Linked DNA regions of Homo sapiens: all the other regions are linked to region 2. The links are chromatin loops, found by intact Hi-C in ENCODE. Cell type or tissue: ascending aorta. All regions are shown on one strand. Each heading gives the region's core, and the rest is flanking DNA. Links, peaks and the distances in the headings are about the cores only. Region 1 has its middle 190 kb from the start of ADRA1D. Region 2 has its middle 47 kb from the start of ADRA1D. Region 3 overlaps ADRA1D (adrenoceptor alpha 1D).

Region 1 (10,224 bases), core at 1,052-9,051, 150 kb after region 2:
TGTGTGTACACTGTTGCTTAGATCCCAACAGAAAAACAAAATGTAAGCTAATACATACACAGGTAGGAGAAATTCATATTTCACATGATATCCTAAAGTGATACCTGGTAAAACATCATTCTACTTCCTTTCTGAGTATCATCTCTGTGAATATCTTTGCAGCTGTTTTTATGAGCTTATTGGCAATCATGTGACCTTTTAGTGTCAACAATGCAACTTTAACTATTGCTTCTGTAGGTTTGATCTCTTCTCTGTATTTAGAAAGAAACCCCGGTAATTCCATCTTGAAAAACATTATTTTACACTCTTTCTGACTGGCGGTGTGGGACTCATTTAGTTTACTAAGGAGGTGATTGTATTGTTTTGGAAAATCCCATAAATGCTTAAATGGCTTTTATACTGCTGTTCAGCCATGGCTTTGAGGAAGTCAAATGGATTGACTGAATTCAGTGAATAGATGTAGAGAGTAAGGAAGATTAAGGGTTCAGGGGTGACCCTCAAGTTTCTAATTTGTTGGCTGTGTGTGGTGAAGCCCCCAGTTGAGAGACAGAATCCAAAATCAGGAGCGATTTGGAGGTGGGAAAGGTAATGAATGCTATTTTAGGTCTGTTGAGTTCGAGGTGCCCATGGGGCATCCAAGGATGGTCAGTGTCTGTGAGTCTTCTGTGAGTGCATGAGGGTCTAAGATAGAGGGGTGGATCTGGAAGTTATCCGCATATGGTGGCAATTAAAACTGAAAGCTAATAAGGTCATTGTAGGAGTTAGAGAGCAGTGGGGATGGACTGACTTTCGAGGGGCAAGCAAAGGAAGAGGGTCCCCAAAAAGGAGAGAAGGCAGTGCTAGAGAGACCTCAGGAGAGTGCAGTCATATGGAAGGGAAGGGAATAGAATGTTTTAAAGAGAAGGGAGTGTGCTATGGACGGGATGTATTCTCCCAGAGTTCATATGTTGAAGCCCTAACCCCTAATGTGATAGTATTTGGTGATGAGACCTTGGGATTCAAATTTATTTAGATGAGGCCTTTGGCCTTTAGATTTAGATGAGGTCATGAGGGCAGGGTTCTCATGGTGGAATTAATGCCCCTATAAGAGAGCAGAGAGGTTTCTCCCTCTCTCTCTCTTCCACCATGTGAAAACGTGGCCATCTGCAAGCCAGGAAGAGAGCCCCCACAAGGAACCATATAGACTTCTCAGCCTCCAGAACCATGAGAAATAAATTTCTGTTGTTTAAGCCATCAAGCTGATGGCATTTTAAAAAATAGCAGCCCTAGTAGACTGAGACGGAGAATTCCAAAGATACAAAGAAATCCAGCGAGATTAGAACTGAACATGGTATAGAGGTAATGTGTGACTTTGCTGGGAGAGTAGTTGGAGTAATTGGCAAAAGCAAGGTCTGATTTCATGGGTAAAACAGTGCCAAGTCTTCTGGAAGGATGTGGACGAATAGGGAAGGAGAGCAATTACAGAGCAGACAGAGGGCAACAAATAAACATGACTGTTTCGGATGTCAGGCTTGTTTAGAGTCTGAGAGGAAGTTTCCAGCGGAGAAAGACAAATGGAAAGTGTTAGGGAAAGAGGAAGACTGGATTGAGGGGCTGGCCTTGTACAGGGGAAGGTAGGGGATGGCTGTGAGTGTAGATAGGCATATGAGGGTGTAGGGATAGGAAGCTGGTGTTCATGTCTGATGGCGTTCATGTCTCCATGAAGCAGAAGGCAGAGTCATCACTGACAGTGAGAAGCAGGGGAAGGCTTCAGTAGGGGCTCTATGAGGGCAAAGAAGTTTAGAATAATTGAGATGGTGGAGGGAGATGAATCTTCCTCTCCCTCCCCCAGAAGATGAGTAACAGAATTGCTTAATTCAGGCACCAAATTAAGTTTGGAGAACTTGAATTTATAATGATCTGATTTTCTCCAGCAACCCTTGGCTTCAGAAGTGGAGAAAATGGATTGGGTATTGACCCTGGGTGTGCATTTTGCAGGACAGGTGAGGCAGACAGATACATGTACAAGGAAACTGAGCGTTCTGGATAGAAGACAATCCGATGAAAGTGTTCCATCTGAGAGAAAACAAAACAAAACAGAAAACAGGCCAGGATGCAGCTGAGATGCAAGATACATGATATGGGAGGCGTGTCAAGGGACAGAGACCTCTAAGAGGTAGAAGAAGAGAAGTGGAGGAATCCAGGGTTGAAAGCGTGGCCAATCCGCCAGTGCCAGTGGAACTGAAAGGCTGAGATAAAACAGAAGTGATAGAGCAAGCACCTAGGAGGAAAACACAAAGTGTGCAGATGGGCTGTCAGAGGGCCAGCTCGCTGGGATCACCCAGAACAACATCAGGAAATGGTGCAGAGGAAGGACAACAGGCTGGAATTCAAGTGGTTAGTGAATGAGATGGCAAGGCGAGGAGGTGGGCAGTTTAAACTAACCAGATGAGCCACAGAGTGGCAGACCTGGATGATGGGAGCATCAAAGGAAGAGGGATTTTTACTCAATGGGCTCTCAGGGTCCAAACCATCATCAGAGGAGTAAAATGGGATCAGGAGGATGTCTCAGTGGTGTGTGAGTATGAGAAGAGCAGCCCACAATGAAGAGGGCTGCAGAAAAGTCACGGTCCTTAGGGAGAGTTCCTGCTAGTGGTTTAGGACACAAGGGGGTTTGCTTATAATGGAAGGAAAGTTCCAGAGAGGTACTAGGATGGAATAGGGATGGGTAGGCTGGGTATCTATTGAGGGGATCCAGGAGGAGAAAAAGATAAGGTCTGCAAAGGATGAAGGGTTGGGGAGGGAGTTTCCCCCACTTTTGTGAGACAGGGTCTTGCTCTGTTGCCCAGGCTAGAATGCAGCGGCCCAAACATGGCTCACTGAAGCCTCAACCTCCAAAGTTCAAGCAATATTCCCATCAATCCTCCCATCTCAGCCTCCTAAGTTACTGGGACTACTGGTGTGCACCACCATGCCAGGCTAATTTTTTATTTTTTGTAGAGACAGGGCCTCGCCATGTTGCCCAAGCTGATTTTGAACTCCTGAGATCAAGCAATCCTCCCGCCTCAGCCTCCCAAAGTGCTGGGATTACAGGTAGGAGCCACCATGCCCAGCCAAGAGTTGCTCTTTTATGGATTCCAAGCTGTACAGGATGAGAGACATGATAGGAATGTCCTCAAATGCCTTGACTGCGGCACAAGCCAGTTTAGTTTTAGAGTCCCTGAAAACCCTAGGGGTGGATTATTTAGCCTCAGAAGAGGCAAGGCTTCCCCACATGCTCAGAATGGTGATGGGAGCTCCCAGGCTACAGAAAGATGATGGAGGTACTAACTTCTCTCATCTGTCATGGGTTTGAAATGCTCTCCCTCATGTAGAATCTCACACAATGCTCATACAGCCTGTTGATTTATGCCATTCAGGGATAATGACCATCAGGCTGTGAGACCTCAACAGCAGTTAATGCCCAAAGTAAGGAAAAGGAGATTTGGGGCCAGGAGACAAAGCTGGGTGTACCCACAATTTTGCTGAGGCTTCACCATAAGCACATTCATCCAAGACATCTCAGCATAGCATACGGGATAAACACAGGGACTGGGTCTGACCTGCATTTAAAACCTGGATCTACCACTTTCCATGAGCAAATTCTTGGCTCTTTGAGGTTCATTTTTCTCATGGGTATAAAATGGGGCTTTCAGGGATAAAGCAATGCATCATTTATAGTTCCTAGCTAATGGTAGGTGTAAAATTAAAGATTTATCTTCTGATTTCTCAAAGAACTAAAAATAGAACTACCATTCAACTTGGCAATTCCATTGCTGGGTAAATACCAAAAGGAAAATAAATCGCTCTACCAAAAAGACACTTGCAGTTGTATGTTCACCGCAGCACTATTCATAATAGCAAACATGTGAAGTCAACCTAAGTGCCCGTCAGTGGTGAATTAGATAAAGAAAATGTGGCACATATACACAATGGAATATTATGCAACCACAGAAAAAAATAAAATCATGTCCTTTGCAGCAACATGGATGCAGCTGGAGGTCATTATCCTAAGTAAATTAATTCAGAAACAGAAAAATGAAATATCATATGTTCTCACTTATAAGTGGGAGCTAAATCTTGGGTACATACGGACATAAAGATGGGAACCATAGACACTGGGGACTCCAAAAGAAGAGGGGGAGGGAGAGAGCAAGGGCTGGAAAACTTCCTATTGGGTACTATGTTTGCTATCTGGCTGATGGGATCAATAGAAGCCTAAATCTCAGCATCACACAATATACCCTTGTAACAAACCTGCACATGTACCTCCTGAATGTAAAATAGAAATGGAAATTGGGCAGGTGTGATGGCTCATGCCTGTAATCCCAGCATTTTGGGAGGCCAAGGTGGGTGGATCACCTGAGGCGGGGAGTTCGAGACCAGCCTGGCCAACATGGTGAAACCCCATCTCTACTAAAAATACAAAAATTAGCCAGGTGTGGTGGCAGGTGCCTGTAGTCCCAGCTATTTGGGAGGCTGAGGTGGAAGAATTGCTTGAACCTGGAGGCAGAGGTTGCAGTAAGCCAAGATTGCGCCACTGTACTCCATCCTGGGCGACAGAGTGAGACTCTGTCTCAAAAAAGAAAAAAAAGGAAATTAAAAAAAATTCTCTCCCCTTGCTATCCAGATACTACTTATTTATGAGGCCCTGAGAAGCTGCCTAAATGTTACCCTGGATTATTCACCAAAGGTCTCTGCCTACCTATAAGGTGGCTTGGGAGGAAGTATCTGCAGCTAATGCCTTCTAAACAAACATTTTCTGCCTTTTGTGTTTCCCGCTCATTGGCCTCGCCCAGGGCATGGGGAGATCTATGTGGGGTTTAATGAATGATTGCACTTTACAGGATTTAGCTCACACTATAAATAGGACCTACATTTCAGTGGTGGGATTTATAAACTGCGGGTGGTAGGCTGCAGGAGGATTGGCATGACTGTAGGATTTGTCTAAAACACCAAGTGAGTGAGTGAGTAAAAATAGCCACCAAGGAACCTGTCTGGCCCAGGACACATTAATCAGTTTGCTGGAGCCTTGTCCGGCATTGCCCCAGGGGCTGGGCAGGAGCTGACTTGAGTGGAGCCTTTTAGGATCAGGAAGTGACCTGGTGCCAGGCGGGGAAATGACATTCCTCAGCAATCAGCTGTCCTGGTCCTGGGTGGGCAAGGAAGTAAGGCGTTTTTCTCCATGGAGGCTATTGGCCCAATACCATCTCTAAAGCCAAAAGCTAAACATGATCAAATATGGCTGGATGTGGAGTGAAGTTCTAAATTTTAAAAAATCTTATGAGAAGAAAATAAAGCTCAGTAATTTCATCCCACAGGTTAGAACCAGGCTCCTGGAGGTGCGCCAAACCCCAGGTCTTATTCTTTCCCCAGTGTGGAGGGACTTTGGGGAGTTGTCATCCCCCCAGGGAGGTCCCAGTTTGGACATGGGAACAGGAGGTGTCTTAGTCCTTTCCTGCTGCTATAACAAAATACCTTAGATAGGATAATTTATAAACAATAGAAATTTATTTTTCATAGTTCTGGAGGCTGGGAAGTCCAAGATCAAGGTGCTGGCAGGCTTGGTGTCTGGTAAGGGAGGGTTGCTCTCTTTGCTCCCAAGATAGTGCCTTGTTACCGCGTCCTCACGTAGCAGAAGGTGGAAGCTGGAGGCAACTCTCTCAAGCCTCTTTTGTAAGGGCATTAATCCCGTTCCATGAGGGTGGAGCCCTTATAATCAGTCACTTCCCAGAAGCCTCCTCCTAATACCATCACCTTGGTGATTAGGTTTTAACCTATGAATTTTGGAGGGACACATACATTCAAATCATTGCAGGTGGTTTGGAGAAAGGTGATACGGAGCCCATCCCTGCCCACACGAGGTGCTCACAGCTATTCCAACCACACTTGGGGCTGTTCATTGAGCCAGGACTGGAAGGAGATGATGGTTTGGACCCTGTGAGCCCAACTTCTGCTGTCCACAGCAGGCAGGAAAAGAGAGACTATTACCAAATCATGGAAGATAGGATATTGGACAAGCAGCCCCAGAGAGATGGGCTGAAACAGGCCACTCAGCAATTCCTTGCTAAGACTTACAGATAGCCACGTACTGGTGGCTGTTCCAGATATCTTCTCTCTTATTCAGCCCATTCAGGGCTATACCACCTTGAAAAAGTCATTCCTCTGGAGCCAGGCAGAGTGGGGCCAAAAGGAGTGGTAACTCTACCAGGAAAACTTTGCATGCATAAGTTGACCAGTAGTCTCCTTGTAAAGGAAATGGAATCCAAGATGGCATGGTTTTGAATGGTGTGGTATGATGAGGGATATTAGTAGATGCAGAAATATCTGGAATACAATGCCTGACTCATCGTTGGCACTCCATGAATGTTGGTTGAATATGCATTGCAATTTGTGTAATGAAGGGCTTTCTATCTTTCTTTTTTTCTCGTTTTCTATTCTTGGTCTGTTCACATGAAATATTTAACTTGGATCTCTAGTCTAAAATTAAAAGCTCAGGTTAGAACAAGTTTGCAGAAATGAATCACATGCACTCAAGCAGTTCTTGCTTAGAATGGTTGACCACAGAAAGAAATCACCACTCATGAACATGATTCAAGGTCACAATAAATTGTTTTTCTTTGTTTCTGTCCCATTGATGATGGCCCTTGTTTCTAGGGAAAGGACTACCCTGGGGTTTCCCACCAACTGTGGCTTTTTATTCCTCCCTAGTCACTCATATTTATGAATCCCAAATTCCAGGCATCACCAAATAATTGTCTTTGTCACTTTATACTGCATGCTGTGGTTTGACTATTTGTCTCTTCCAAAAGTCATGTTGAAATCTAATTGCCATTATAACAGTATTAAGAGGTATTAAGAGACCTTTGAGCGGTGATTAGTCTGCCTTCATGGGTGGAATTAATGCCATTATAAAAGGGGGAGTTTGGTCCCCTTTTGTCGCTTTGCCCTTCTGCCTTCCACCATCTGATGATGCAGCAAGAAGGCCCTTGCAAGATGCCTGTGCCTTGATTGTAACCTCCCCGCCACCAGAACTCTGAAATAATAGATTTCTGTTCCTTACAAATTACCTGGTCTTCAGTGTTCTGTAACAGCAGCACAAAATGGACTGAGATGTTGCACATGGCTTTATAACCTGATGATTTTTCCTGAAATCAAGTGTTTCCAAGAAGTCTTGAACAGGGAGAAATGGTTGTGGGGAGGAGAGAATGAGGCAGTGGCTGGGAGACCCATGTCACACTCAATAGATCATCTCTATTTTCCTTGGTTGTAGGAGTGGGGTCACTGTGAGGGTCTGTTGCAAACCACATTGGACAGCTGGGATGGGTTATTTTTAATGGTGAGAGAGGAAGAACTTCCAAAGATAGAGTTCACGCCCACACTCTGCTGTGCCAGTTTAGACTTGGGGGTGGCTGGCAAAATGGGCCGGCAGTCCTAAGCCAGAACAAACAAGTCTCCAGGGCCAACCCAGGTGAGGGCTTTGGGTGGTGGCAGGTTCCATAATGCACATGGAACGAGCTCCATAGGGTTCTGCGTTCAGTTCCTTCTTTTTCAATGGGATTTACAGCAGGAAGGACACATTTCCTTTCTTATTTAGTCTTTTTTCTACCCAACTCCTGACCTTTCCCTCCCTCCAGTGACCCTGATAACTTTTCCCATCCCTCTCGCCGCTAATGGCAACCACTGGCTTCACAGCACAGGGTGGGGTGGATGAGTGGAATTCATGTTTGGAAGCAGTTACACATAAACAGAGTAGGCAGCCCTTACGGAGTGTGGCTTTAAAATCTAAAAAGTCTGTGCATTCCCCAAACTTGGCCCTGCACAGACTGGCATGCTGCCTGCAATTCCCCCATAAGAATGAAGCATTTCTACAGAAAGCCCGTGTGAACATGCAGACCTGAGACCTGAAGTGGCAGTGCCTTCTCTGGGAGCAGTGGTGAGCTGAGACCTGGGATCAGCCTTGGTTAGTCAAAGGTTTCCTGTGCTGAGTGCTGTGTGCTACAGGTCTGAAGACCCCTGTTCAGGTGTTTTCTGTCCCTCTTCAGCCTGCTTCCCACCCTCTGGAGGGGCTCTAACAAACACATTCACACAGAGGGGAAATGACCCTGAGACCCTCTCCTAGGGGCCTTTGCATCTCAGCAGATGTTCAGGGCATAGGAGATGCTCTCATGCAGGATTTGTAGGACCATCAGAGAGGTGGGGGAAGAATTTTTGGTGCTATTGTTTGGGGAGATCCAGCCAGAGGGACCCTGACTTCTTTGCTTAGGTTTAAAGGCTGTCTCTTTTGGTGTCCCAGGCAGGATGGAACCCTGGAAGGCAAACCTTAGCATAATTCAATCTTGAGTGAGTGAGTGAGTGTGTGTGTTTAATAGATAGAATTTAATTTTTGGAGCAGATTTAGGCTCACAGAAGAATTAAGAGGAGGAAGCAGAGATTGTGTGTATAATAGAGTCCAGAGTCTTTATTGGAGTTCCATTACTTAGGCATGGTGGATTGTCTACATGGCTGATGTCAATTTCTAGTCCCTCAGGAAGTCAATCTCATACTGGGTGACCTAAAACTCCACCCTAAATCACATTTTTTGCCATCTGGCTGGTCTAAGTCTCCCCACCCCAACCCCAGCAAGCAAAGACACTCCTATCAGGTATGACATTCTAAGGGGTTGGAGATCACCTCCAAGAGCCTAGGGTAATGGTCACACCTCCCTTTAGGCAAGATTAAATTCTTTACCACACAATAATAGTCACGTAATGTTTTAAAGCTATAATTTTTATTCACCTGTGAAAAGAGAACAAACACTGGCAGTCTTCAGAGACATCATTGTAGTTAAAGGATACATATTTAAAAAACTTAGCCGCTGATATTGTTATTTTCCTTTATAGAGGAATGAGTCTCGGCTATTAATTGGCAGAGTTGGCATCTAAGTTTATCATCATATTTTAAACCTCAATCTCTGTTTCCACCCCTCCTCCCTCTTAGTGTCACTGTGTCTCTATCTAGGCACTTGCTGGCAGCTGCATGCCCTGTGTCTGTTGTTCTGACAAAGGAAACAGGTTTCACTGTTTGGGACTCAGTGTGTGCCTCCCCTGTATTCACATATTTAAAATTACTCTTCTAAATGAATTATTTAAACAACTCACTGAGCAAAAAAAGAAATCATAATAATATTGAAAAGATGGTTTAAAAACCTGAACTATAACCAAAAAAATCAAATATCAACACTTACAGATGCAGCTAAAGAAGTATAGTAAATGAAGAGTTAATATTTTAAATGCTTATGTTAAGAAAGAAGAAAGGCTAGGACTTAACGAACTTAGCATGAACTTAAGAAGTTATTTTAAAAAGAAAAATAAATGCAAAGAAGTAGAAGAAATGAAACATCAAGTTAAAAATAAAAATCCAAAATCTAGTAAATGTTTTATAATTTAGGGCATTAATAAAACTAAAAGTTGGTTCTTTGAAAATATTAATAGGCAAATATCTGGCTAGATCAATCAATAAAAATGCAAAAACCAAATAAAGTAATATTAGAAAGAAAAGAGGAAAAACTACAACAGATGTAAAAAAACTAAAAACATAGGAAGAGAGTATAAGGAATAACTTTTTAAATCATAAATTAGAAAATAGATATGAAATGGATAAATTCTTTTAAAAATACCACTTAATAAAATGGACCTGAGAGGAAATAGATAAGTATTTTATAACTACACCTTGAAGAAACTGAATTAGTAGTTTAAAATTTTTCTTCAAAAATATACTAGACTCTGATGGTTTCAAAGTCAAATTCTATCAAGCATTTAAGTAATGGATAATTTCAAACATATGCAAACTATTTCAGATCATAGGGAAATAAAGAATATTTTCCAATGAATTTTATGACATGGGTGTAACTTTGATACCCATAGCAGGCAAGACATAAGGAAAGAAAAATTATTGACTAATCTCACTTGTGAACTTATTTGCAAGGTATTAAAAAATTACCAAGTTCAACTCAAGAAAATATTATCATGACCAAGTTGGTTTGATCCCAGGAATACAAGAAAGTTTAACATTAGAAAAGCCAATAACAGATTAAAGGATAAAGACCAAGTGATGATCTCGATACATGCAGGAAAGGTAACTGATAAAATTACATATCTATTCATGATTAAAAGCTCTCAGAAAACTAGAAATAGAGAAAACTTCCTTAACCTGACATAAAGCATC
Region 2 (10,224 bases), core at 832-8,831:
ACGATTTCTGTTATACTCTTGGGGTTTTTATTTATATGAAGTCTCACTCATTTTTCAGTGAATTGTATTCTTTAATATATCTTGGAGATTTATTTATATCATTACTTAGAAGTCTGCCTAATTCTTTTCTTTTTTGCAGGCATATAGTATTCCGTTACAATACATGTACCACAATTTATTGCCCACTTCCTTATTAGTTAAAATTTGAATTGCTTCTGTTTTTTTTTTGCTACCACAAAGCAGAGCTGTCATCAACATTTTGAACATATATATCAGATACTTCTTGTCAGTATGTGTGGAGGTTAAATTGCTAACTGTGGAACTGCTGGATCTAATGCTGTATAAATTATAAAACTTAGTGGTGTTGCCAAATTATCTTCCAGAAGGATTCTATCAATATATATATATTCACTAATAGTGCACAGATGCCTATTTCCCTAGACTGTCGTTGCAATGGCTCCTATTAACTATTTATATTCCTGATAGTACAATTAGTTTTTGGAAAGGTATCTTCTTGTTTTAATTTGCATTGATTTATTTATTATTAAGGAGGTCTTATGTATACAGGACATTTGCATTATAACCTTCTGTTCTTACCCTCTTCTCCATTTTTTCCCCCATAGAATTGGTAGTCTCCTTCAGCTTTGTGCAGGTTTTTTTTGTGAATTTGGAAGGTTAATCCTTTGACATATGTGTTGCAAATTTTACCACCCCTGTTTCCTGTTCATCTTTTGGCTTTCTTAGTAGTATTTCTCATCCCTCAAAAGGACTTAATTTTTTTATTATACTTTAAGTTTTAGGGTTCATGTGCACAACGTGCAGGTTTATTACATATGTATACATGTGCCATGTTGGTGTGCTGCACCCATTAACTCGTCATTTACATTAGGTATATCTCCTAATGCTATCCTTCCCCCCTCCCCCCACCCCACAACAGGCCCCAGTGTGTGATATTCTCCTTCCTGTGTCCATGTGTTCTCATTGTTCAATTCCCACCTATGAGTGAGAACATGCGGTGCTTGGTTTTTTGTCCTTGCGATAGTTTGCTGAGAATGATGATTTCCAGCCTCATCCATGTCCCTACAAAGGACATGAACTCATCATTTTTTATGGCTGCATAGTATTCCATGGTGTATATGTGCCACATTTTCTTAATCCAGTCTATCATTGTTGGACATTTGGGTTGGTTCCAAGTCTTTGCTATTGTGAATAGTGCGGCTATAAACATACGTGTGCATGTGTCTTTATAGCAGCATGATTTATAATCCTTTGGGTATATACCCAGTAATGGGATGGCTGGGTCAAATGGTATTTCTAGTTCTAGATCCCTGAGGAATCGCCACACTGACTTCCACAAGGGTTGAACTAGTACAGTCCCACCAACAGTGTAAAAGTGTTCCTATTTCTCCACATCCTCTCCAGCACCTGTTGTTTCCTGACTTTTTAATGATAGCCATTCTAACTGGTGTGAGATGGTATCTCATTGTGGTTTTGATTTGCATTTCTCTGATGGCCAGTGATGATGAACATTTTTTCATGTGTCTGTTGGCTGCATAAATGTCTTCTTTTGAGAAGTGTCTGTTCATATCCTTTGTCCACTTTTTGATGGGATCATTTGTTTTTTTTCTTGTAAATTTGTTTGAGTTCATTGTAGATTCTGGATATTAGCCCTTTGTCAGATGAGTAGATTGCAAAAATTTTCTCCCATTCTGTAGGTTGCCTGTCCACTCTGATGGTAGTTTCTTTTGCTGTGCAGAAGCTCTTTAGTTTAATTAGATCCCATCGGTCAATTTTGGCTTTTGTTGCCATTGCTTCTGGTGTTTTAGACATGAAGTCCTTGCCCACGCCTATGTCCTGAATGGTATTGCCTAGGTTTTCTTCTAGGGTTTTTATGGTTTTAGGTCTAACATTTAAGTCTTTAATCCATCTTGAATTAATTTTTGTATAAGGTGTAAGGAAGGGATCCAGTTTCAGCTTTCTACATATGGCTAGCCAGTTTTCCCAGCACCATTTATTAAATAGGGAATCCTTTCCTCATTTCTTGTTTTTGTCAGATTTGTCAAAGATCAGATAGTTGTAGATGTGTGGCATTATTTCTGAGGGCTCTGTTCTGTTCCATTGGTCTATATCTCTGTTTTGGTACCAGTACCATGCTGTTTTGGTTGCTGTAGCATTGTAGTATAGTTTGAAGTCAGGTAGTGTGATGCCTCCAGATTTGTTCTTTTGGCTTAGGGTTGACTTGGCAATGCAGGCTCTTTTTTGGTTCCATATGAACTTTAAAGTAGTTTTTTCCAATTCTATGAAGAAAGTCATTGGTAGCTTGATGGGGATGGCATTGAATCTATAAATTACCTTGGGCAGTATGGCCATTTTCACGATATTGATTCTTCCTACTCATGAGCATGGAATGTTCTTCCATTTGTTTGTATCCTCTTTTATTTCCTTGAGCAGTGGTTTGTTGTTCTCCTTGAAGAAGTCCTTCACATCCCTTGTAAGTTGGATTCCTAGGTATTTTATTCTCTTTGAATCAATTGTGAATGGGAGTTCACTCATAATTTGGCTCTCTGTTTGTCTGTTATTGGTGTATAAGAATGCTTGTGATTTTTGTACATTGATTTTGTATCCTGAGAGTTTGCTGAAGTTGCTTATCAGCTTAAGGAGATTTTGGGCTGAGACGATGGGGTTTTCTAAATATACAATCATGTCGTCTGCAAACAGGGACAATGTGACTTCCTCTTTTCCTAATTGAATACCCTTTATTTCCTTCTCCTGCCTAATTGCCCTGGCCAGAACTTCCAACACTATGTTGAATAGGAGTGGTGAGAGAGGGCATCCCTGTCTTGTGCCAGTTTTCAAAGGGAATGCTTCCAGTTTTTGCCCATTCAGTATGATATTGGCTGTGGGTTTGTCATAGATAGCTCTTATTATTTTGAGATACATCCCATCAATACCTAATTTATTGAGAGTTTTTAGCATGAAGGGCTGTTGAATTTTATCAAAGGCCTTTTCTGCATCTATTGAGATAATCATGTGGTTTTTGTCTTTGGTTCTGTTTATATGCTGGATTACGTTTATTGATTTGCATATGTTGAACCAGCCTTGTATCCCAGGGATGAAGCCCACTTGATTATGGTGGATAAGCTTTTTACTGTGTTGCTGGATTCGGTTTGCCAGTATTTTATTGAGGATTTTTGCATCGATGCTTATCAAGGATATTGGTCTAAAATCCTCTTTTTTGGTTGTGTCTCTGCCAGGCTTTGGTATCAGGATGATGCTGGCCTCATAAAATGAGTTAGGGAGGATTCCCTCTTTTTCTATTGATTGGAATAGTTTCAGAAGGAATGGTACCAGCTCCTCTAAAAGGACTTAATTTTTATGTGGTTGTAGGTATCAATTATTTCCTTATGGCTTCTGGGTTTTTTATCTTAGAAAGGACTTTGCCCTCCAGGATTACAAATACATTTACCAATTCTTCCCTTCTCATACTTTTATGGTTTTTAAATTCCACTTAAACATTTGCTTCTAATTGATTTTATCTTGTGTAAGGAGTAAGATAAGATTTACTTTATATTTTTTTCCAAATAGGCCCCTCTGCTGCTGGCTCTGAGAAACTGGATTTGCACCTGGGGGCCTGGATAAGTCATGATCATCTTCCTGTTCCTGTTAGACACAGACACTCTTTGGAGATTTGAAGATACCAGAAAATGTCATAACCTGGGGGAATGACAGTGTGTGTGGGGTTTCCAGCACTAGGGCAGGCACGGTAGGAGAGGAAATTGGGGAGTAGAGGGTCTGTTCTAAATCCATGACCTTCAGGATGATGATGTTTTGAAGAGTCTGCTCTGAAAACTGATTGTCGGTGCCCAGACACCAGGGACTCCGAGGATTTCCTTCTCGTCAAAGGCTGGCCAGAACTGTCAGAAAGGAATCATCAGACAACTTCCAGGGGCTCCTGTAAAGCTCTTTATGACAGGTTCAATTGTGGCCTTCCTTCCCCAGGTGTCCAGCAACGACTCTTTCAACTGCATCCTGACCTGGCTCTCTCCTGTCCTCCTAGCTCCTCAGTCAGTTACTTCCTTCCTGGCCCTGGGCTTCCCCAGGTCCTCATGCTGTGCCTGTCCCACCCGCAGAGCCTTCCCACTAAAAATCCCAAGATAGGGATTTTCCTCCCTGATCAGGAGTGGGTTGGAGGGAGATGCCAGAGTTCTTGGCACAAAGGAAATTGGGGTTATCCATGGATGTATATAGCAAATGCTGTATGAGGAGTGTAGATTTTGCAGATGGACTTGCTTTAAAACCATCTTTAAGATTATTTGAGAGGCTAAAATAAAAGACAGTGAAAATACTAGTGTTAGCAAAGGTGTGGAGCAACCAGACCTCTCATATGTAGCTCATAGGAGCATACAGCTACGTTGGAAAACTACACAGGAAAACTGGCAGTGTCTACAAAAACTACACAGACCCCTACCTCATGATGCAGCAACTCCACTCCTGGGAGTACATGCCCAGGACATGAATATGTATGTTCAATAAAAACATGTTCTAGAGATGTTGATAGCAGCAATATATGCAATAGTCCCAAACTGTAAATGATTGAATGCATATTGATAAGAGAACAAATAAATAACTTGTTGTAGGGTCATACAGTGGAATACAATTCAGTAGTAAGAAAAGAACAAACTAGTATTATCATGTTATGGGCTGAATCGTGTCCCTCTTCCAAATTCATACGTTAAAGCCCTAACTGCTAGTATGTCAGAATACAACTGTATTTGGAGATAGGGTCTTTAAATATGTAATTAAATTACATGAGGTCATTAGGGCAGGCACTAATCCAGTATGACTGGTATCCTGCTAAGAAGAAGTGCTTAGGGCACAGACACACAAAGGGAAGACCATGTGAAGATACAGGGAGAAGGCGGCCATCTACAAGCCAAAGAAAGAGGCCCCAGAAGAAATGCAATCTACCAAAAGTTCAGAGCTTTGGTCTCCAGAACTGTGGGGAAATAAATTTCTGTTGTTTAAGCCACCCCGTCTATGGTGCTTTGTTATGGCAGCCTGAACAAACAAATATAATATGCAGCAATATGGATGAATCTCGTAGACACTATGTAGAGTGAAAAGAATCCCAGCACTTTGGGAGGTTGAGGCAGGTGGATCACCTGAGGTCAGGGGTTCAAGACCATCCTGGCCAACATGGTGAAAACCCGTCTCTACTAAAAATACGAAAATTAGCTTGGTGTGGTGGTGCACACCTATAATCACAGCTACTTGGGAGGCTGAGGGAGGAGAATCACTGGAACCCGGGAGGCGGAGGTTGCAGTAAGCAGAGATCATGCCACTGCACTCCAACCTGGATGATAGAGTGAGACTCCATCTCAAAACAAAAACAAACAAACAAACAAACAAACACAAACCAAAAACACACACACACATACTGCAGGATTCCATTTATATGACATTTAAGAGCTGGCAAAGCTAATTTCGTTAGCCTTGGGGGATGAGTATTGACTGGGAAGGGGCACAGGGGAGCCTTCTGGGGTACTGGAAATGTTTTATGTCTTGATTTGGGTGGGAATTATATGGTTATGCACCTATGTAAAAATGCATCAAGCTGCACACACAAAATTCTTGAGATTTTTGCATTTTATTGTTTGTAAGATATACCTAATGAAAGTGTAACAAAAAATTCTTGAGAAGAGACGTAAGCATTTTGGGGTCAGCGTCACCTCTGTGCGCCTCATTCCATCGCCTTTACAAGCAAGACGATGGGAATCGAGGCCAAGTGAGCACTGTCCAAGTCAGCTCCTTTTGAATCTGAGACAAAAATAACCACGTCTCAAGTATGTTCTCTCCTCTTTTTCCAATTGGGAAAGGCACAGACTTTTTTCACATTCCCAGCCAGAGGGAATCTTTCTCAAACTTTCCATAGAGATTCTCCTTTGGGCAGACACCAAACATGGACATTTTCCACCAGGGAAAACATGCTGCTGAGTTCCAGGCTTCTAGAAAGAGGGGGGTGGGAAGGAAGTGATGGCAGTCACCCTCCCCCACTGGCTTCTCCCCAGTTGCCAGAGTGGCTGTGCGTTGTCACCAAGGGGCGCTGATCAAAGGGACTGTGACAATGATTCTACAATACAAGGGTGGGAGAAAGGGCTGAGTCAGAGAGGGACTGGGCTCCAGCCTCCTCTGATCACGAGGCTTTTCCCGCCTTGTGGGAAACAAAGGTTTAGATTTCCCCATCCCCTACACAAACGGAAGGAAGTCACAGATGTTAAAAAAATAGAGTGTAGTGTAATATGTAAAATGCGGACAGCGGAGGGAGCACCCCAGTCCTGTTCGGATCTATCCGTCTGTCCCATGTGGAGAGGAGCCTGGTTTCCTGGCTGTATCTGCCTCACTTCCCTCTCCTGACTTTTTCTCCTTGTTCAGTTTTTTCAGTTTTCTTCCTTGCTGCCTTCAGGACTCAGGGGTCGGGGCAGATCTTTAGGAATCACCTATATTGAGCAGGCATTGTGACAACTTTGCCAGGAAGGTGTTCATTTTCAGGTGAGGACACCACGGTTCGGGAAGGGAAGTGACTGGCCTAAGATTGCACATCTGAAAGGTGCCAGAGCCAGGATTTGAATCTGAGATGTTTGGACCCAGTGCTTGGACTGGGTCTGTTGGTTCAGCTGCCTCTGTCTCCTTTTCTTGAGAAGGATATTGCTCAACTGTTGTATTCTATCTTGTCTCTCAAGATAAATAATATTTTAATAGAATATTTTAAAAAATCAAAATCAATACAGAAATTCATAAGTAAAATATTAAAAATTTAAGACAGGATCAGCATAGTAATTTTTTCCTTCTGCCTCAGGCTCTAACATGGCACTGCTCTATCGACTTATTCTTGGGATCCTTACCTCCATGCATCTTCCCCCAATGTATGGTGGTGCTCCCAAAGCCCACTGTAGGCCAGCTGCTCTCCTCCGCCCACCCTTTTGTCCTTAGAACTCTCACATGGATAATATTTCATGCTCTCAATTTTTATCAATTTGTGGGTGACTACAAATTCCACATGCCCAGCTCTGGACGTACCACTTGTGTCCTGGAGTTCTGAGGGGCTGGAGCCCAGCCCCTCTCTGACTCAGTCCTCTCTCCCACCCTTGTCTTGCAGAATCATTGTCACAGTCCCTTTGATCAGTGCCCTCTTGGTGACAATGCACAGCCACTCTGGTGTGACTCCCCAGGACTTGGGTGACTACCATCATTTCCTTCCCAACCCTCTCTTTTCAGAAGTCTTGTATTTTCACTGACCTGTTGGAACTCTCCCCTTGAGCACTGCTGACCTCCCAAAGTCAATTTTTCTCTCAACTGAACTCCCTGCTCTGTCTTTGGGTCTCCTTTTGACTGTGCACCTGTCTTTGTCAGCAGCAGCCTTCTGGTCACCTGGCTCCTCCCTCATCTTTATTTTCTCTATCCAGTCTGCTACCAAGCCTTATTGGTGTTTATTCTCAAATATCTCCCACAGATTCGCTTTCTCCTCCAATAATCCAGACACACCATACCTTCGACTGTCCACTTCCAGAGAGAGAACATAGACACAATGGTTTGTCTGAAGACCGCAGGTGTAGTTGAGCTCATGGGGAGGAAGGAATGGGTTTGTTTAGAGCTGTGTAGTTGGGGCAAATGGGATTCAGAGGCAGAACTGAGATCCAAGCTATTGACATGTCTTCTCACTCAATCTTTTATTCTGTAAGTAGATATTGTAAACCTACCATATTCTAGGCACTTTCTGGGTGCTAGGGAGACAAAGATTGAAAATAAGTTTTCGTGCTTGAGAAGCTCACAGCCTGGTGGGAGAAACATACCCACAAATAGCCCCTCCAGGAGCATGCCATTTTGGAGCAACCAACCTTGCCTGAAAAGATGGGCTGGGAAAGTTCCCCAGTAGAGTTGACATTGAGCCAAACTTCAATGTTGAGTGGAATGAGGGAGATGACTGATGTCTTTGGTGATGATGATGATGATGATGATGATGATGATCATGATGGTCATTATGAAGAGAAAGAAGATGGTAAAACTCACAGGGGTGGTAATGATGAACAGGGAGACCACCATTATCAGGATGTGGTGGTGGGCTGAGGGAGGTCCCTCACCTTGGTGACTCTGTTGGTTATAGAGACCAGGCAGTGATATCAGTCATCCTGAACTAGTCCATAGGGCTTCATTGCCTGATTTCCGGTCCTCTTTTAAAGTCATGGCTTAGGAGTCAAAATATAGCTTATCTCTGCCCTTTTCTTCTGAATAAAGAAGCACGCAGAATGCAGGCATTCATTTGGCTCTTGCAAGCAGAATATGAAGATAATTTTTTCTGGCTGTGCACTTAGAGGCACTTGCCTTCTCTGTGTTTATAAAGAGAGATTCTTGCAACTGGCCTTGACTTGATTTTAATCTCAATAAAAATTCACTAAGAACTGAGGAAAGGGAATTTTCACACTAATTACCAGTTAATCAGCTGGCACAGATGTTGAACATCTGGTACTCATCCTGCCTCCTCCTATTGTAGAGTTGTCTGATTCAGCAGCTAGAGCCTGATGGGCTTGAGTCCCAGGGGAGCATCTGTGCTGTGTCCAGAGAGTTTGTAGATTTAAATGGGAGCTGTGCTTCCTATACTCTTCGAGTTCTAGAACCACTGGGTCTGCTAACTGATAACTCCGGAGGGGTCTCTTCACTCCCAAATATCTCTTCCATTGGCCTGTCACATGCTTGAAGTCTTGCCATTAACACCTTCTTTCCTTGATTTAGATCTTGTATCCTCAAGCAAGGATAGAAGAACATATAAAGACATTATTACTCCCTAACATCCCAATGTAACAGAATTTACAACTTACTGCCTCTTGAGCCACTGTATTTTAATGGTGGGGATGAGGGAGGAGCTGCTTAAAGTCTGGGCCAATTCCCAATGAGCTGGGTTGGATGAGGATGTGTAGCAGAAGAGTTGGCAGCTTTGGGGCCTCCCAGGCTTGAGGGTAGGATCTTCAGGTGATGGAAGGTGGGAGAAATGCCCCAAAGGTGGCCCAGAACCTTGGTCAAGCCAGAGCTGGGAGTGAAAAAAGGGGTCCAAATTTGCTTGAAGGCACCAGCAGGGACCCTGTGGCCATGCTTGGACTCCCTGCCCCTCACTTGTGCCCTGCTGCCACTCTCTGCAGCTAACTCCTTAGCAGGTGGGGCTTAATTCCAAGATACAATTTGCGGCAGATGTGGCCGCTCAGGGCAGCCAGCATGGCAGGTGAGTAAGGCCCTTCTTCCTTGCTCCCTGTATGGTCTCCAACCAGTCCTGGGTTTGCTGAGGCTCTTCCAGCTCCCTGTCTCCCATCCCCAGCCCTTCTGCCCCCAGATGCTGCCAGTGTGGAGACACCACAGTGATTTGCATCCAGGAGACTGATGTTCCAAAACAGCTTAGAGGAAACCCAGGTATTTCTTTGATTTTAACAATTTTTAGAAAAGTTTTCTCAAGGCTCACTTTCCTGCCACCACAAGGGAAGCCTAACTTGGTTTTTCTTCAATAGTCAAACATGCTCTTTTGCTGCACCTCTATTTGCAATGCATCATCTTGTTCCCCTTTCCAGTGATAAGATGCCAGGCCTTGGAGACTTCAGCAAATGGAAAATTCCAGGGCCTCAGTTTCTGGGCAGACGCCACCTGACTGAGCCAGCTGTCCTGTTCAGAGGGTGGCATCCATGTTGGAGCCTCATAACCACATGCAGCCAATTCAGGAGACACATGCAAGCTAAATTCAGGAGATTCTGGGTACTCCTTGAATAACCCTGAGTTACCTTCTAAAAACATGAAGTGGAAATTGGAAAGCATATCTCAAGCATTATGACTGTAAGACTGAGTCTCCTAAGGCACTAGGCATGCCTGTCATGGGTTTGCTCACAGATCCATTTCTTGTCCTTTTCTCTCCACAGAGATCCACATTTCCCAGACTCCTTTGTGTTGGAACCCACTTTGGGCACAAAGATTACAGTATGTAGGAATCTATACCCTGGGGGCAGCTCTTAACTAATGACTGACAAGTGTCAGGGTATAAATACCCCAGCTTCCCTGTCCCTAATCAGGATGAATCTGGGATGAGACCTCCTGCAGTACTGATTCAAAGTTACCCTTCCTGGCCCTTTGGTTGATCTCACACCCTTGCCTGGCCTTCTTTCCTTCCTACTCCCCTACATTTCCCCACTC
Region 3 (10,224 bases), core at 128-8,127, 69 kb before region 2:
CAGTCTAATATAACCTCTCTGAAGGGCTGGGCTACAGGGCTTAGTCTATAGTCCTCAATAAGACTTCTAAATAAAACTAATGTTAATTTTTTAAAAGCTTTTTTTTCTTTAATTGATAATATGATTCAAACGAACATTAGCCGTCCCCACGGATATTTTCCTATCACTTTCAGTTGTTGCAGATGTTTTGAAATATTCTCTATGCTCCTCACTTTTGGGAAATGACAGTCATTAGAATGCACCACTAGATCTTGTTTTTTTTTTTTTAGACCCACAGAGTCAATTTATTTTTGATAAAGGTACAAAGATAATTCAATAGAGAAAGGGTAGTCTTTTCATTTGTCTTTTCAGCAAATGGTCCTAGAACAATTGAACTAGATCTTGTTATGTAATACCTTAATGCAGAAGCATATTCATTAGCAAGTCACGCATTTCCTGTAAAAATATTTTGATGGCTTTTCCAATAAAATCAGTTTCATTTGTAATCTTTTGTATTTTGTTTTATGCTTTTGAAAGCGTGACTCTGAGAAGGGACCCATACGCTTCCCCAGGTGCCTAAGGAGTCTGTAACAAAAAGGGGTAAGGACCCTCGAATTAAATGTTGGCCAAGGTTTGCTCCCTGCCAGGTGCTGTGCTGGGCTCACACACACGAGGAGGCATTACACATGGCCCTTATTTCCCAGCTAGAATGTGAATAAATATCTTTGAGATGCAGGTGGGGTGATGATGGTGGTGCTCAGTGTAGACAGTCCCTGACTTTGATGGTTCGACTTAATTTTTTGACTTTACAATGGTGCAAAAGTGATACGCGTTCAGTAGAAACCATACTTCAAGTACCCAAAGAACCATCCTGTTTTTCACTTTCAATATAGTAGTTAATAAATTACATGAGATATGCAACACTTTATTATAAAATAGGCCTTGTGCTAGATGATTTTACCCAACTGTAGGTGAATGTAAGTGTTCTGAGCATGTTTAAGGTAGACCAGGGTAAGCTATGATGTTCAGTAGGTTATATGTATTAAATGCATTTTGACCTATGATATTTTCAATTTACAACAGGTTTAACAGGACATAATTCCCACTGTAGCTCCCCACTGCAGCTGTGTGTGCATGTAGGGTGGCAGCCACAGGCTCAGAGACAGCTTAGGGGGGTCAGCCAGGATGAGGCAGGGCAGAGGGTATTACAGGTGGGAAGGACAGGCGGGCAAGAAAATACCAAGTTTGGGTCCTGGGAATATCCTATAGGATAAACTCAGAAAATCTCTTTTGGGACAAATAGTGAAGGGGCTTACATGCTGTGAAGTTCAGCTTTTATTTTGTGGATGCTTAGGGGCCGCGAATATTTTTAAGCAGGTGAGAGATAGAGCCTGGAATTAAGCCTCCATAAACACACTGCTCATGGGCTGTTGAAATGCAGGGCAATGGGGCTGTTCCAGTGGAAGTGGTCAGGAAAGGCTTCTGGGATGGCTTTGAAAAAGGAGAGTGCCAGGGAGGATGGGGCAGGGGCACTAGGATCTGAGCTGTGCCAGGAAGACCCTCCTTTCCACAAACATCTCCCCTGACATCCATACCATGGACCCAGAAAAGGTCATTTTTCCAGAAAGGCACATGACCAAATGCAAAGGCACAATCCAGGCAGCAGAGGCCACTCTTTCAACCTCACTCACCCTCAGCAGCAGTAGGGGCAAGAAAGCAGGGGGCCAGGGGTGTTCCATCCTGGATAGAGGCTGCAGGTGCCTGTGAGACCAAGCGGGCCAGGGGTGTTCCATCCTGGATAGAGGCTGCAGGTGCCTGTGAGACCAAGCGGGCCAGGGGTGTTCCATCCTGGATAGAGGCTGCAGGTGCCTGTGAGACCAAGCAGGCCAGGGGTAGGGGGGGGTCCTTAACAAATTATGGGACCTTCTCTCTCTTCCTCTTGCCTTCAAAAAAAAAAGAGCAGGGATCCCTACTGAGGAGGCAGAGGCACCATTCCCCTCTCTTTGACCTGGGGAATATCGGCTTTGCTTATCACCCCTCCTCCCACCATACAGAGACAGTTTCTGGTGCTAAGAGACACCGCAGGGGAAGAGGAGGGTCCCATAGCATCATATGGCACAGGCTTCTCAAACCTTGGTCATGTGGCCCTAAGCAGGTTATGTGGCCATCTAAGTTTTTTTTTTTTTTTTTTTTTTTAAATAGATGGAGTCTCGCTCTGTCACCCAGGCTGGAGTGCAATGGTGCGATCTCGGCTCACTGCAACCTCTTCCTCCTGGGTTCAAGCAATTCTCCTGCCTCAGCCTCCTGAGTAGCTGGGACTACAGGCACGCACCACCATGCCCAGCTAATTTTTGTATTTTTAGTAGAGACGGGGTTTCACCATGTTGATCAGGCTGGTCTCAACTCCTGACCTCGTGATCTGCCTGCCTCAGCCTCCCAAAGTGCTGGGATTACAAGCGTGAGCTACCGTGCCTGGCCCATCTAAGTCTTACTTTCCTTTTAATATTATTTTTCTAGAAGGAATTTTGTGAAGATTCATATATTTTAGGTCCCAGCACTTAGCAGGCTCTTAAAAAGTATTGGTAGCTATTACTTTTTTTTTTCTTTCTTTTTTTTTTTTTTTTGAGACAGGGTTTCTCTCCCATCACCCAGGCTGGACTTCAGTGGCACGCTCTTGGCTCACTACAACCTCCACCTCCTGGGCTCAAGTGATCCCCTTGCCTCCTGAGTAGCTGGGACTACAGGGGTGCACCATCATATTCGGCTACTTTTTGTATTTGTAGTAGTGTCTTGCCATGTTGGCCAGGCTGGTCTTGAACTACTGACCTCAAGTGATCCGCCTGCCTCAGCCTCCCAAAGTGCTGGGATTACAGGTGTGAGCCACCGTGCCTGGTTTATTAGTATCTATTACTTACCTCCATTTCTGTGGCTTTTGAGTGAAGAGAACTCACATCTGGGAAGGGACCCAGTTTCTAGCTCTGGAGAGTGGCCAGAAACAGCAGCTGAGACCTAGTGGGTTTTAGGGGCCACTGGCGCATTAGTCAGGATGTGTGAAAGAGATTATTTTCCCCGGGAGAGAGGTTGGGCCATCCCTGGAATGTGGGGGCCACTAGTGTTGACCTCAGCCTCCAGGAAAGTGGCCCTCAAGAACAGCATCGCTCAATGGCCGCGAACTAAGACAGAGTGCTGAAAATAGCCTTCTGACTCAAGCTACAATTCTTTTATATTTAGCCCAGGATGACAAATCAGTGGACTATGCTTTTCAGTGGTGAGCCTGAAGCTGGCCAAAGGGCATTGTTATTGCATGGTTTTTATTCAGACTGGTGGGCAACATGGCATATTGTAGTATGGCCAGGTCATGTTGTAAACATTAATATGGTAATTTATGCTCAACCAACCTGAAGTCTGCTGTGAGCTGGGAAGTCCTTACACGAGAAGGAGCTGTAATACAAACTCAGCCTTTCAGCCCCAAGGTTTTCCCACTGTATCCTGTTGAGGTTTTGTCTTACTTTGGGCTCTCCCAGAGCAGACTGACAAGAGTAGAAATACAAGTTTTTAATTTGGGAGGTAAATGAAACAGCTTGAGTGAGTGGGAAGAAGAATCAGGGAAAAGAAGGAAGCCAATAAAGTGTGTTATCAAGTTACGGATCACTGTGGGCAATGGGGGAGCTCTGGATGGCTATGAAGAGCACAAACCTCAGTGTTCTCACACCAGTAGAGTGAGGGAGGTGGGGTATTTATACGCCCATTCCCATCAGTCATTGTTTGGGCTGCTCCCTCTGGGTGTTAATTTTCCACACTTCCTTTCTGCCACATGAGTGTGCAGAGAAAGTCCCTGGGCAAAGAAATGCAGGCAAGTGCTCTAACAGAATTTGGCCCTCATGCACTAAAGCTCTGGGGGAGATGGGTGGGGAACCAGTGGCATCTGCCACAACTTTGTTTTATGTGTTCTCTGCCCACTGCATGCAGACATGTTGCCTGGAAATACAAACAATCTGTGCATTGGGCTCCAGATTCCGCAGGCAGCGGCTCTCAAGAGACTTCTCCTGTTCCGCTCACAGATGCCGGTTTGAATTTCACACCTGCCTCTGCCCACAGTGCTCCAATCCACCACCTACACCGCCCTGCACTTGCCCACTCTCTTGACTGCACCCCTCAGCATTCTCTCATGGGCCCACAGCCTCATGCAGGGATCTCTGGAAGTCAGAAAGACAACTGGGCATTTTCCTCTCCGTGGCATACCATGAGTGTGAAATGGGGAACTGCCCCAAGACCCCTGAGCATGGGCACTTGGCTCACAGGCCTTGTTCTTTTGTGGCTCCAATGTCTCTCTGCAGTCCTCTGTCTTCATGTGCAACAGCCAAGTGGCCAGGCTGACTCACTTTGCACTCTGGCCACAAGGGGCTCCCCAGTCTTGCCTCTGGGCTCTTGCACATGATTATCCTGGAATGCCCTTCCTCTATATCTGGTAGTGCTAGCTCCAGTGGCATCTCCTTCTGAAGTCTCTCTTACACCACTCGCTCCTGACCCAGCTGAGCTATTTTACTCTCCTCCCACCCGCAGCACATCACTCTCCCTTTTAAGTGCCTAAAGCACTATAGGTAACGATCAGTTTCCTGTCTATTTCACCTTTAAAGGCTAAGCTCTTCCTACCACTTGGCATCTAGTAGGTACCTGATACATTCTTGGACTCTTTTCTGTGTATCGCACCTTGCAGCTCATCCATCACCAACTCCTGTTGGCCCCTAAGTCCCCTCGACTTTCTTTGTATCACCTTCATGTTACTACCTTGGTCCAGGCTACCATCGTTGTCTACCTGCAGTGCCTTTCTTTCCTTCCTTCCCTCCTTCCTTCCTTCCTTCCCTCTCTCCCTCCCTCCCTCCCTCCTTCCTTCCTTCCTTCCTTCCTTCCTTCCTTCCTTCCTTCCTTCTTCTCTCTCTCTCTTTCTTCTCTTTCTTTCTTTTTTTTTGACATGGGGGTTTCACCATGTTGGCCAGGCTGGTCTTGAACTCCTGACCTCAGGTGATCCGCCTGCCTTGGCCTCCCAAAGTGCTGGGATTACAGGCGTGAGCCACTGCTCCTGGCCCCTGCAGTGCCTTTCTAAGCGGCCTTCCTGCTCCTGCCTTGTGCCCGCCCCCGGCTCCGAAGCTTGCTCTCTGTACACAGCTGGGGATCCTTTTAAAATATAAGCCTGAGCATTTCATTTCTTCACTTAAAATCCATTAGCCACTGAGTGCAACTTCCTGTCTTTTCTCTCTCTTCCTTATCTGTACTTTGACCTCCTGCCAGCTCCTTGGATTCCTCCTTCTCTGCTTAGCTGAGACTCCTACTCACCAGCACCTTAACTGTTCTCTTTTCCACCAACCCCCTCATCCTTCTGGATGTAGGGAGACTCATCCAGCCAGATCCTGACTCTGGAGCAATTTAGTCGCTCCTTGAACACGCTTGGGGTCTTTGACCTCAGCTCTATGTCCCATATTTCCAGTGATCTAGGCTCCTGTCCTCTGCCAGCTCTCTCCCTTTTCCTTTACCGGCTCTTTACTGCATCGCAGGTAGACAATGATGGAAGTGTTGATCAAGGTGGCATTAAGGAGGTAGTGCAAAGTTGGGGGGATTTGGCAGCCTAAAGGAGTTGGTAATGGATGAGGTGCAAGGTGTGATACAAAGAGTCCAAGAATGTATGAGGCACCTACTACGTGCCAAGCACGGTGTGAGGAGTTTAGCCTTAAATGGTGAAATAGAGAGGGAACATATAGTTACCTACAGTGTAACCTTTCCTATACCAAATCTTTACCCCTCTTTCCAAGCCTTGCAGCCTGCCCCTTCTTCTCCAGAGCAGTTGATCTTACCTCCTGTTTCACAGGGAAAGCAGAGGCCACAGAAACTAGGCACTCGCCCAGCCTTCTGCACCTCTCATCTTCTTTGGTAAGGAAGGGATCGCTCCTCCTACCCAAGGTTAGTGTCCCTACTTGTATGGTGGAGCCCTCGATCCTTAAGCCACCCACAAGCCTGCCTTGGTTACAGCTGCTGCCCCTTTGCTGGCTCCCTGGCCACCACCTTCTTCTCTCCACGTCTCCAGCCCTCACCTACAGTCTCCTTGTCCCCACCTGACCTCACTCTGCTCTGCTGCTTTGCCCCACATGTTCCACCCCTCCCAGGCCCTCAACCTGTAGACACTGCCCTCATCCTCCTGGGTGCCACTCATCTCATCTGTGGCTTCCCGGATGACAGTCTCTTGGTTTTTCCTACTCCTTGTCAGTTTCCTTGCTGCTCCTTCCTCACATCCTCACTGCTAAATGTAGGAGCGCCTCATTTAGTCTTGCAGTTTCCTGTCTTTGCATTCTCCTATCAGTGTCATCTAGGCTCATGGTGTTAAATATTGACTTTACAGCTCAGACCTCTCTCCTTAATTCCAGACTCATAGATCCAGCTGCCTCCTAGACATCTCCACTTGGGAGTCTAGTGGATCTCACACTTATCCTGTCCTCATGAAGCTTACATTTCACTGGGGAAGACAGGAAATAAACAGGATAAACAAGGAAAATGTAAAGGTATCAAAGAGTAAAGGTATACTAAGGAGAAAAAAATGAAGCAGGAAGGAAGATGGGGGCGAGTGTGCTTGTGATATGTGGCTAGGGGTGGTGGTATAAATTCTGGATAAGGTGGCCAGGAAAGTCCTGATGAGAATGTGACATTTGAGTAAAGAGCTGAATGAAGTGAGTGAATGAGGTGTGTGGAGATCTGGGGAGGAACATTCCAGCAGAGGAAACGGCAAGTGCAAAGGCCCTGAGGTGGCTCCGGTATGTTTGTAGAACGATGACGAGGTTGGTGTGGACAGAATGCAGTGATTGAGGGCAGAGAGGAAGGAGACGAGGTTGGAACTCAACCACCCACCCTCAATGCGCCCTCCCACCCTGTCTGAGACACCATCATCACTTGCCTTGATGAATCCAGCAGCCCCCTCACTGCTTGTGCCCCTGCCCCCTGAATCTTTTCTCACCCTGGCAGCTAGAAAGACTGAAAAGACTGGTCACGTCACTCCTCTGCTCAGAACCCTCCAACAGCTCCTCTGCCTCCTCCTAGCAAGAGCCTATGACCTACACAGCTCAACATGTCCCCCCAAATCTCTCCTCTCCTCTCCTTCCCTCGCCTACTCTGTTCCAGCCACATTGCCTTCCCTGTTGCTTTTTGGACATGCCAGATGCACACCCACCTTGGCCCTTTGCACTTTTTCCCCAGAATTTTCTTCCTCCAATATCCATGTGGCTCACACCCTCACCTTTGTGATGAGATCACACTGACTTCGTATTCACAATTGCAATATCCCCTAACCCTGTGCTCCCTGTCTGGCTCAGCTTGCTCTGTTATGCCTCATGGTACTTGTCACCTTCTGTCCTATTTGAGTCATGATGCATTTGTCTATCATCTATCTCCCTGCAATGAACATCCCTGGGGTGGGGCCAGGGTCTGTTTTGCTTGGTGCTGCATTCCCATTGCCAAGAAGACCTCACAGGCATATCAAGCACACAGCAGGTGCATAACACTTGCTGAGTTTGCTGAATGAATCCCTCCTCTGTATCCTACACATCCAACTGGTCACCACGTCCTGTGCGGTAGATGTCCTTTTTAGCAGGTCCCCTGCACTTCACTGTGTTTGTTAAGCCTTGGCTTGCTCTGTCATTTCATTTTGCTTAGGTGGCGGCAGCAGCCCCTGACAGCCCCTGGCCTCACAGCCCCTGGCCTCAACCCATATCCTCTCCACTCTGCACACAGCTGCTGGGAGACTTTTCCTTAAAACTTGGTTTCTCTCCTTTCCCTTCTGAAAACTGTCAGTGGCTTCCTGTGGCTCAGAGGAATCAATCGAAACATGGTGCTGCTCACAAGGAAACACAACGTTTCTAGGGCCAGTGCTGTCTTTGTCCTGCCTTCCTCCAAATTCAGCCACGTTAAGCCTCAAGCAGATCCTCCCACATAGCTGGGCTTCTTCTGCCTTTCTGCCAGGACTTGCTGCTCCCAGGAGCCTCCTCCCCCAGTCCCTGCAGCCCCAGGTCAGGTGTCTCCCCACCCAGCCTGGCTCAGCTGTCCTTTCCCGTGCAACTACAGGTTCATACAATTTGCTATTGCTCCATCTACTCTATGTGACTCTTGGTTTCTTGAAGGCAGGTATGGGACTCTTTCTTTCCTTCTTTGCTTTCTTTTCTCTTTCTCTTTCTTTCTTTTTCTTTCTTTCTTTCTTTCTTTCTTTCTCTCTCTCTCTCTCTCTTTTCTTTTCTTTTCTTTCTTTCTTTCTCTCTTTCTGTTTTTAGAGACTGGGTCTTGCTGTCACCCAGGTTGGAGTGCAGTGGTGCAATCATGGCTCACCGAACTCCTGGGCTCAAGTGAGCCTCTTGCCTCAGCCTCCCAATTAGTTGGGACTACAGGCATGTGCCACTACACCTGGCTAATTGTTATTATTATTATTATTATTATTATTATTTTTGTAAAGACAGGGTCTTGCTCTGTTTCCTAGGCTGGTCTTGAACCCCTGGCCTCAAATGATCCTCCTGCCTCAGCCTCCCAAAGTGCTGGGATTCCAGGAGTAAGATACCATGTCTGGCCTGAGAAATTTTCTAAAAGGCATGTTTTTGCACTGTCCAATATGTTTTTCTTTTTATCCCAGCCTCTAGCACAAGTGCCTGACTCGAACGAAGCAGGGACTCTGAAATATCTTGAATGAACAAGTAAATGGCACTTGAATAGGTGGCCTCTAATGTGCAGAGGAAGGAAAAGGGAGCTGACGCTTTCCGAGTGTTCAGTACCTTCTAGGCACCATGCTGGGCCTTTTATGTAGTTCTCGATGAATCCTCATGGCATCCCGCTTTGCAGAATGATTCTAGTTACCCAGAGAGCAAGTAGCCCTTAGGGTCAGGACATGCATCTGAGTTGGTCTAGTCCCAAAGCTCCTGGTCCTCTCCTGACATCACTTAAACAGAGAAACAGAACTCCCCTTGGGCTTCTAGGGGCGCTGGGTTCAGGAGGCACAGCCACTCCCTTTGTTCTTCCTGGCAGCTGCCCCACCAGCAGTGAGCCCATCCCACCTCTGGGTTTTCTTTTTCTTTTTTCTTTTTTTTGAGACAGAGTATCGCTCTCTTGCCCAGGCTGGAGTGCAATGGCGTGATCCTGGCTCACTGCAACCTCTGCCTCCCAGGTTCAAGCAATTCTCCTGCCTCAGCCTCCCAAGTAGCTGGGAATACAGGCGCCCACAACCACGCCTGGCTAATTTTCTGTATTTTTAGTAGAGACGGGGCTTCGCCATGTTGGCCAGGTTGGTCTTAAACTCCTGACCTCAGGTGATCCACCCGCCTCGGCTTCCTAAAATGCTGGGATTACAGGCATTCGCCACTGCGCCCGGCAGCCTCTGGGTTTTCACAAGGCTGGTCTGGCGAGGAGGCTAGTCCTCCTCCTCTCTCCATAGGGGGCATTTCCCCTGGAGCTCAGCCTCAACTCAGCCTAGAACCTTCTCCAAGGGTGTTCCTGTGATTGCCTGCTCCACTGGGGTTTGAGGGGTGATAGCGGCTTCTGGAGTGTGCGTGCTCGGAGCATGCTTCATTCTGCTTACACCAGGCCGTGTGGCATTTGCTGGCCTGTATGTCCTCAAGGGCGCCTTGCAGGGCATGCCACATCAGGTTCAGCTCCACGTCCATCCATCCAGACTGCTCAGAAGGGCTGGGGTGGGGCTTGCTAGCTGGAGAGAGTATCAGAATGACCCCAAACTCCTGGGAGAAACCCTAAAGAGCTGCTTGGCCATCTCTTTCAACTCCTTCAAGTCTTTGCTCACAAAGTCCCTTTCAGGCTTGAAGTCAGATGATGTTGGTGCCCTGCCCAGGGGTCCCCAGGTGCTGTGTTGGCAGTCAGAGGCTAGCTGTTGCCCCTTCTCTGGACAACTGCCCTCAGTCAATGGGAGCTGCTTCAACTGGGTCCATGACACCTGCTTCCCAAGGGGACAGCCTGCAGCCAATGACAGACTGATGTGGTGATAGAGAAGGCCGGCCCCCTTGCCTCAGCACAGTCCAGTTCTGCCTTTCTTGCCCCAGGGATCCCTGTGGGGTCGGGCTAAGGCCAAGCTTTGCCTCAACCACACCCTGGCTTTAGCTCTTCCCCTCTGGCTTCCCGCCCTCCCTCACAGGTGTCTCCTGAAATTCCTCTTTCAAAAAATTCCTAACTGGGCACAGTGATGCATGTCTGCCGTCCTAGCTACTTGGGAGG

The links. Hi-C counts contacts between places; a loop is a spot of excess contacts. Peaks named below come from ENCODE experiments on the same cell type or tissue, not always from the same donor. Only the 100,000 strongest peaks of a DNase experiment are listed, where the experiment ranks them.
Region 1: it touches region 2 in a loop (2.1-fold over the local background); 2 of 110 quality-filtered maps call a loop at or near these places.
Region 3: a loop joins it to region 2, with 2.0 times the contacts of the local background. A loop is called at or near these places in 2 of 110 quality-filtered maps.

The regions. Positions count from the first base shown.
Region 1 is chr20:4,438,198-4,448,421 of GRCh38, forward strand. No RefSeq gene overlaps it. Among named protein-coding and RNA genes, the nearest start is that of ADRA1D, 190 kb to the left of the region's middle. In ascending aorta, for the core only: no CTCF peak of the experiment used is centred there; a DNase peak (open chromatin) is centred at 5,074; H3K27ac peaks cover 4,222 bases.
Region 2 is chr20:4,291,437-4,301,660 of GRCh38, forward strand. No RefSeq gene overlaps it. Among named protein-coding and RNA genes, the nearest start is that of ADRA1D, 47 kb to the left of the region's middle. In ascending aorta, for the core only: no CTCF peak of the experiment used is centred there; DNase peaks (open chromatin) are centred at 5,765 and 6,055; H3K27ac peaks cover 927 bases.
Region 3 is chr20:4,222,842-4,233,065 of GRCh38, forward strand. The region is part of intron 1 of ADRA1D (adrenoceptor alpha 1D); the gene reads right to left. Among named protein-coding and RNA genes, the nearest start is that of ADRA1D, 21 kb to the right of the region's middle. RefSeq lists an enhancer at 9,469-9,969. In ascending aorta, for the core only: a CTCF peak has its summit at 4,371; a DNase peak (open chromatin) is centred at 3,130; H3K27ac peaks cover 5,149 bases.